3 separate regions of the Homo sapiens genome follow, and regions 1 and 3 are each linked to region 2. Evidence: chromatin contacts called from ENCODE Hi-C or POLR2A ChIA-PET data. All regions are on one chromosome and are shown on one strand. Each heading gives the region's core, a stretch centred on a gene start or an enhancer-like site at or near the end of the contact. The rest is flanking DNA. Distances are from core to core; before and after follow the strand shown.

What was found. A loop is a pair of places that touch in the nucleus more often than their neighbours do. ChIA-PET counts read pairs that join two places held with the same protein, here RNA polymerase II (POLR2A). Pooled maps may share reads with other maps.
Region 1: a loop to region 2 is called in a map of MCF 10A, with 3 times the contacts of the local background. The contact joins two enhancer-like sites. A Hi-C loop is called at or near these places in 3 of 168 maps with a recorded cell type or tissue (MCF 10A, endothelial cell of umbilical vein and mammary epithelial cell) and 4 of 50 pooled maps. POLR2A ChIA-PET finds 5 or more read pairs at or near these places in 2 of 52 experiments (BJ and HEK293T).
Region 3: a loop to region 2 is called in a map of mammary epithelial cell, with 7 times the contacts of the local background. The contact joins two enhancer-like sites. A Hi-C loop is called at or near these places in 3 of 168 maps with a recorded cell type or tissue (Caco-2, Right ventricle myocardium superior and mammary epithelial cell) and 5 of 50 pooled maps.

Annotation. Positions count from the first base shown.
Region 1 is chr3:64,727,453-64,730,152 of GRCh38, forward strand. All of the region lies in intron 1 of ADAMTS9-AS2 (ADAMTS9 antisense RNA 2), which reads left to right. Among named protein-coding and RNA genes, the nearest start is that of ADAMTS9, 41 kb to the left of the region's middle. Within about 2 kb of position 1,324, at least 4 of the 41 ENCODE cell types and tissues checked have a DNase peak (open chromatin) inside an H3K27ac peak, as active enhancers do.
Region 2 is chr3:64,532,465-64,535,164 of GRCh38, forward strand. ADAMTS9 (ADAM metallopeptidase with thrombospondin type 1 motif 9) reads right to left here. Exons shown (of 40, transcript NM_182920.2): 38 at 702-806. Among named protein-coding and RNA genes, the nearest start is that of ADAMTS9-AS1, 28 kb to the right of the region's middle. Within about 2 kb of position 1,312, at least 6 of the 41 ENCODE cell types and tissues checked have a DNase peak (open chromatin) inside an H3K27ac peak, as active enhancers do.
Region 3 is chr3:64,759,059-64,761,758 of GRCh38, forward strand. The region is part of intron 1 of ADAMTS9-AS2 (ADAMTS9 antisense RNA 2); the gene reads left to right. Among named protein-coding and RNA genes, the nearest start is that of ADAMTS9, 72 kb to the left of the region's middle. Within about 2 kb of position 1,378, at least 2 of the 41 ENCODE cell types and tissues checked have a DNase peak (open chromatin) inside an H3K27ac peak, as active enhancers do.

The DNA of each region.
Region 1 (2,700 bases), core at 74-2,573, 200 kb after region 2:
TGTAATGACACCATGTTCACACAGGTGTACTGGTCTGGGACAGTCACCCGATTGCTACCAACTGCCCTGTGTCCTTCTGTATGGCTGCCAAGTACCTGCTCTGTGATTGACAGCTCAAGTTCCTAGGCATGAAAAAAGACTGGTCTTCAATAATAATAATTTTTAAATAATCATTATGATACTAATGGGAGCAGCTATCCTCTACTGGTGGCTACTCTATCTAGACTTTGTGCCACATTTGTGTGATTTTCTATAGCAATCTTGTAAGTTGAGTCCTTGTACTGCCTCATAGTTGAGGAAACTGAGGTAAGAAAAGATGAAGTAAACTACCCATGAAAATACAAATAGGATATAGCAAATCTAATATTTGAACCCAAGTAGTCTAACTTTAGAGTCTGTGCTCAGCCAATAGTCTATGTTTGCTTTGCCATTTCCCTACCCACCTCCATATTCTTTTTCCTACATGTTAAAGAATGATAAGGGATGCTGTAATGATAGGAACTCACATTCCTTGGGCACATAGTATGTGCTGGGAACTCCCCCCCACCTTTCTCCTTTTACACTTCTTCTTTTTTTTTTTTAATGTTCCCACAAAACTTTATTTACTGACACAAAAATTCCTCTTTTATATTAAAAGAGCCCTAGGAGGGGAGGAAAGGCGTTCACAGTGTCAACAGATGAGGGAATGGAGGCTCTGAGAGGCTGGATTACCTAAAGTTTTCAAGGAGCTCTCTGGCTGCATAACCCAAACACATTCTATTTTCCACCACAGATATTCCCCAACTAACTTACAGTTATAAGGCTGTAAAATAGATGTGTGGCTAAACCAAGATACATGGTAAAGACTTTATGTTCTGTGATCGGAGAGCCCATGGCCACAAACTGTCCAAATTGTGTTGACTCAATGAACAACAGAATGAAAATATTTTCTCCTGAAAGGGAGAAATAATAACATTTTTAGCCAGAGCCAAGGCTTATACACCATGGCACTCTTTTAAGCTTCTCCAAGCTCTATACAGAGCCCTTGATGGTTTTCTGATAGGAAATGTCCCCGACACTGACATCCTATTGCATGACAAGAAGACAACAGTGGCAAGAAGGGGCTTTCCCGAATGTGACTCCAAGATGTCATTGAGATGTTGTCAGGTTCTAAAATAGTCACTTCCATCCGAAGTCTTACAGGGTAATTATAGCTTTGCCATTATTCCTGGCCTGGCTGTGATCCACGACTCTGCTCTCATTACCTCCTGCTTCTTCATCTTGGGTCTGATAGAGCCCTTTCATCCAGATGTGGGGACCAGCTGAACATTCTGAGCAAGTTCTGCAGACCAGCTCTCCCCTAGACACCTCTGAATGTCTTGGGGCAAGTCATGAGCAAAGAGAGTTAAGGAGCCAACCTTTAAACAAGAACAGAAGGAACCAGAGCAAATGGAACATGCCGGGTGGGGCAGAAGTGTGTTGTTAATTTTTTCTCCAGGTTTGGGTGTGTATTTATAGGCTGTTAGAAGGAGTACAGGGTTTTAGGTAGATAAACTTCTCTATTGAAAGGGAGAGGAAAAACATTTTCCCTGCCTTCCCCCCATTTCTTTTTAAGGCCACAGTTGAAGTCATACTCACCTTCCACTGTGAGGCACGGTGATGTTTTTCCAATTGTCTGGAGTCAGGTCTGCCACACTTCCTTGACTGTATTCCTTCTTCCTGTCAGAGACAGGTTCCTGTGGTCAGGCACGCAGCAGGCTCCAGCCCAGCGTGCCAACTCAGAAGTCAGGAGCCACGATGTCCCTCAGACACTGATCTGTCGCACGGGGCTCAGACTTCTGAACTGGGACGTGACTGGGGAGACAGAATAAGCCCACACACACCGTGACTGAATTCATGGAGTCCTTTGCCTCTCTGCCACCCTACAATGGTACAGTCACATGGCTCTTAATGACAGGGATATGTTTTGAGAAATGTGTCATTAGGTGATTTTGAGGTTCAGCCAACATCAAAGAGTGTACTTAACAAACCTAGATGGGATAGCCTACTATCCTAATAGTATAGCCTAATGTTCCTAGGCTACAAACCTGTACAACATGGTACTCTCCTGGATACAGTAGGCAATTGTAACACAAGGATAATTATCTGTGTATCTAATCATAGAAAAGATACAGTAAAAATTTGGTATTATAATCTTATGAGACCAACATCATATATGTAGTCCGTCGTGGCTGAAACATCATTATGTGATGCATGACTGTATTTGATTTTCTTTAAATAGTATTCTGGATCTTTAGAGGGGTCTTGACCATGAGTCCATGCAGAGAGAGGAGCCTGAGCTTTATCTCCCAGAACCTTAGTTTCCTTATCTGCAAAATGGGAATAATGGGAATAATTATATCATGGGAAATGGTTGTGAGTAATTGTTTGAGATAATGATAGTAAAGCAGCCAGCACTGCTCATGGTAGCAATGATGTACAGGTTGAGTGTTCCTTATTCAAAATACTTGGGACCAGAACTGTTGCTAATTTCAGATTTTTTCAGATTTTGGAATATTTGTGTATACATAATGAGATCTCTTGGGGATGGTAGCCAAGTCTAAACATGATTTTTTTATGTTTTACATGCACCTTATACTCATTGCCTGAAGGTAATTTTATACAATATTTTTCATTGTTTTGTGCATAAAATAAAGTTTTGACTATATTTTGACTGAGGTC
Region 2 (2,700 bases), core at 62-2,561:
AGTTGAAAAATCAAGTGGAACCGTCGTAAGTCAGGGACCATCTGCACAGCACAGTGTTTCTCAAGCTGTACTGTGCCCATCACCACCTGAGACACTGTTCAGCTGTAGACTCTGACTCACTAGGGTCTGGGACCCAGAACCTGCATTTCCAACGGGCCCCCAGGTGACACTGATGCACTGCGTAGACCACACCTTAACCACCCAGATTTTAGAGGGTGAAAAACTTATTATTGTAGACCCTGTGTATCTCTAATTCTCCAGATATATCGCTTAATAAGTTATCTGTCTTCTAGCTCCATCTGTATTTCAATTTTTCTAAATAAAAAGAAGAGGTCATTTCCCCTCGGTTCATAGAACGAACCGCAAGCTGGCTAACTGAAAGATATCTGAGCCACACTCTCGACAGAGGCTTCTTCCTGCTTTTACCTCCCTGGTTAGGTGGTTTTTCTAATTACTTGGATGGTTCATATGTTCACCTCTCGAGGAAGAATTCACCAGAAGTGAACAAGGCTCTCACACTTTAATCACGTGTAAACACTGCACCCTAGGTTTATTTCCTAAATGGTCTTCCTGACACTACAAAATGGCTTAAGTGGGAAAGCACATTCGTTTGCTCCTTCAGCACCACTACCACAGTAATAAAGACAAGAACGAAAGAAAGAAATAAAAATTCATCTCCCAACCCATCTGTAGAACCTTACCGGCGACTTCTTGATGTCAGAGACAGCATAATTCCCTTGTGATATCCATCTGGCAGATTCAGTTAAAGACAAGCCGGTTCCATAAAGGTTGATGCTAAAACGACCCTGGAAAACACGACCAACAAAAGAGATTTTCAGTCCATGTGATGTCCTCAAAAAAGCAAAGGCAAAGGTGATACAATAAAAGGTACTTTGGAAAAGAGAAGGATGTTGATTAATTGTGATAGCTACTAATTATTGATAGTATTTAGTTTTGTTTGTTCAGGGCCAGCCATTCTTCATGCATCATGTTAGTCATCCTCGAAAGAGCTCTACGAAGGAGGTTTTCTTTACAGATAGGGAAACTGAGGCTTAGCGGAAGTGATTAACTTCTCCAGGATACGGTAGGAGTCCAACTCACATCCTCCTGACTTCAAAGTCCTTGCTCCATTCGGCCTCCCTAACACAGCAGTCCTGATGTTGCTCACAATTATCAGATTCCTTCAGGAACAAAATGTCACAGTGTAATTTTTCTAACAAGATCTTGGTGCCAAGCTTCCTGGGCTTCCAGCTCCCTGGGGCGATTAGCACACCGCGTACTAAGCACAGCAGGGCGGGACTTCAAAGAAGAGGCGCTTTCCCCAGGACGGTCAGCAGAGGGCAGGGTTGGCCTGCTCAAGACCACCTGGGCCTGGAGGATGCGGCTTTCAGGCTCCGGTAAGGGAGATCTCCCAAACCCCTCCCCTCCGAGGGTGCCTTTCAGAACATGGCCTCTGGTGCCTCAATATTGATTTCTAAAGAGACGGTGCAGCAGAAAGACCCTCTCGCTGCTTTCTCCAATTGTCTCTCTCACTCTCTCTTTCAAAAATGACTCGCAAAGGCATCTGAAATACTTTCTTCTTGAGGCTTCCTACTCCACAATGAGCAGTTTCAGAGCTAAAAATATTCCACATGAACACTCCTGATTGCTTTCTCTCTGAAACTGACAAACCAGCACTTTGTCAAAACAGTCTTTTATAAACAAGAAGAGAGGCAAGGAGGAGCTCACAGCTGATCAGACCCGCGTGTAAGAAAAATTCTTTCACCTGTGATTGGATCCTGGCCAGATCTTTTCTCACCTCTTGGAACCTCAGTTTATTCATCTGTAAAATGGAAAGCACTAAAACTCTCTTCCCTCTGAGCACCGTACAGAGGACTAAAAGAAATCAGCTATGGCTGGCGCTTAGTAGATATGCAAAAAGATGGTATCTGTCTTACATTTTCTAATTGTTTTGTAAGTGTTCGTGTGATCTCTTCAATGTAACAGTAAGCTTATTGAGAGCAGGGCCTTACTATTGCTTTGTTTATTGAATCAGCTATGGTTTGTAACATACGACTAGCCACTTAAATATTATATCCCAGCTCCTCAATTAAGATTTCCAGGACTAAGTGTAGCTTAGAGGTCTCTCAATGCCAGTTCCATAAATATTGACTAACAAAAGTTTATAAACACTTCTGGAGTGCTAGATTCCACAAGATAGAGGTGACCAGAGGACTTAGTTTGGACTAAATCAGTGGTTCTCAACAGGGCACGATTTTGACCCCAGGGGAAATCTGGCAATGTCTGGAAACATTTTTGTTTGTCACAACTGTGGGGGGGCAGGGAATGGTGCTGCTGTTGGCATCTGGCGGGTAGAGACCAAGGATGCTGCTGCGATGCACAGGACAGCCCACAATAGAGAATTCTCCAGCCCGAAAAGTGCTGAGGCTGATTGAAAACCTGGTACAAAGGGTAGATTTACCCTAGAATCTTGCTCCCTTCTTTACTTTCAGCATGACCTCAGGCAAGGAGATCATCTGTAAAATGGATTAGTAAGACTTAACCTGTGAATAGGAGGTGATTAGACAGAAGGCACAATGCACGTCACGCATTACCTGGCAGACAGTAGGTAATATTTAAAAAATATTTTTGGGCTGAGTGTGGTGGCTCACACCTGTAATCCTAGTACTTTGGGAGGCTGAGGCAGGTGGATCACCTGAG
Region 3 (2,700 bases), core at 128-2,627, 230 kb after region 2:
CCTAGTTACATCTGTATCCCTTGTACCTCTTTCTTTGCTTTATTTTTCTTCGTAACACATCCTGACTTAACGTTTTTCTGTTTTGTCTATTCTGTCTCCTTGTGCTAAAATATAAGCTTCATATGAGCATGACTTCATGCATTGTTTGACCCTTATATGTGTATCAAGCACAGAGTAGACCTCCAATCATTTGTTGGCTGAATGCAAAAATCATACTTTCGAGTTTATAGAGCACTTTTATCCATAACTTACCACTTGTTCATCACAACAACCCTGTGAGATGCAAAGAGCTAATTCCATCCCTAATCTCCCAATAAGGAGCTGGGTCTTCAAAGGATCAGGTGACTTGTCCAAGGTCATGCATACCTTTTCTGACTCCAAATGCAGCTTCCTTTTCATCTCCCATGGCACCTCTCTAAGCCTGCACACAGTTGCAGGCTTTTTATCAAGGGATGAGTCTGGATACCTAAATTCTAATGCTGGCTTGGCCACTAAAGTATATACGCAGCTTCAGTAAACATTCTCTCCAGGGGTATAAGTTTCCTCCTCTGTCAAATGAGGAGGCCAGACCAGATAGTCTAAGGTCTCTTCCAGCTTTACTACCCAATGACTCTAAAGGGAAATATCCATGACTGATCAGTGGAGGCCATTTCTGCCACATTTATTTTTTATTTTTCATTTTGAGATGTGGTCTTACTATGTTGCCCAGGCTGGTCTCAAACTCCTGGGCTCAAGTGATCCTCCTACCTCATCCTCCTAAGTAGCTAGGATCACAGGTGCACATCACTGCATCTGGCTCCTAATGCATTTAACTTCATGGACCCAAATTATCTCCAGTCTATCTTTGGCTCTAACAAAGGTCCCATGCAAGAAAGTGGGTCACCACTTACATGTTTGCTTATCACAGGAGGAGGCGTCAAAATGAAATACTAGCCAACCTGATGGCAGAATATTCTATTCTTAGAATGGGGAATCCCAAGCTTTTGTAAGTTAGAACATTCTGTCTTAAGTACTTTGAGTATATAAACACTCCTTCTAGTAGTGAAGATTCTTTTAGTCACAAGTGCCGGAAACCTGACTCTAACTAACTGAAGCAAAGATGGTAGTTTATTGGCTCACAATCCTGAAAAGTTCAGGGGGGATGTCAAGGTTCAGGTAAGGCTGGATCAGGGGCTCAGATTCCATTAGAACTCTGACTTTCTTTATCTCTCAACCCTGCATCCACCTATTTTGACTAAGTGGCTGCTGGTTACTCTTAACTTATATAGTATCCCCTTAGTTCACCTAATTTTTCCCAGTAGTTCCACCAAAAGTACCAAAAATTGTTCTGATGAGCCTGACGTGGGCCACAGGCCAATCCCTCTGAAATAGCCTCTCTAGCCAGGGAGATAGAACACACAGACTGGCGAGGCCTGAATCATGCACACACCTCTCGATCATAGTGCTAGGTCTTATCTTCTACAGACCATATGAACTGAGAGAGAGAAAGGAGTAAAGGAGTGATTTCCCATATGAAAACAAAGGTACTTACACCAGAAAAAAGGGGACGTGAACTGGGCAGGGAAAAAGAGCAAAAATTCACCGTGCTTTTGCCATTCTTTCTTCTCTTTCCTTCTACCCCTCCAAAGAGCTTTAGGAGGTGGTTTCTGTTATGACAGTGGTAGTGGTGGTTGCTATAGAATGAGAGCATTTTAAAATTCATTTGGTTGTGAGCTACTGGGGGACAGATGGGAATCCTTTACTCCCCATAAGGTCCCTGGAGATACCCAGGCCTGTTCAAATACCATAGCTAGTTATCACAGCATAAAGAAACAGCCAGAAATGCTTGCCCAGGAGCTACCCAGGTTTGCTGGAAATTCAACAGGATCAATGGACAAAAATGTGCCTCAACAAGATATTGGAGGGGTCAGATCGTTCGTTGACAGCCCTGATGTGTAGGCCCAAGGAATGATGCTGACCAGATCCTGCCAGCAATCTGGGAGCTGGAAGGCCTACCAAGTATAATCTGGAATCTTTTGAAGAGCCAATTATTCAGGGCCTGGAGATTTGACAGGAAGAAATTTCCTGTGTCCTTGTTTCCCCTTCAGAGAACAGAAAAGGACAAGCTTCTTGCTAACTACTCCATTTCCCTCCTCTCTACCCCAAATCCAAAGACAATTTTAATATTTTAGAAAATACTAAGAGAGAGGACTGCTTGTGAAAGAGGGAAGTAGTCATAGAAGATCGATTGACTGATTGACTAAACCTTCCCAGTTTCTTCATCCACACACGTGTGCACTCAACTGCCATAGGACATCATGCGTGCCTTGGGTCATCTGGGAGTGAAGAGATGACTTACTTAGTCCTTGTCCCCAAGATGCTCATGCTCTCTGGTTAAGGTCTTAATACATTAAATCTTAAGAAACTACAAAAATATAAAGTAGGGATTGACGCACTACAGCCCATGGACCAAATTCAGCTTACCATCTGTTTTTGTCGATAAAGTTCTAATAAAACACGAATATACTCATTCGCATAGGCTCTTGTACATTAATGGCAGAACTGAGTAGTTGCAAGGCAAAACCTAAAATATTTACTATCTGGATCTTTAGAGAAAGTTTTCCAATTCATGATACAGACCATAGTGCATATCCCAGAATAGGAAGATGGTGGTGGGATCTGAGGAGGTATCCCAGAGGAGGCAATACCAAAGCTGAGACA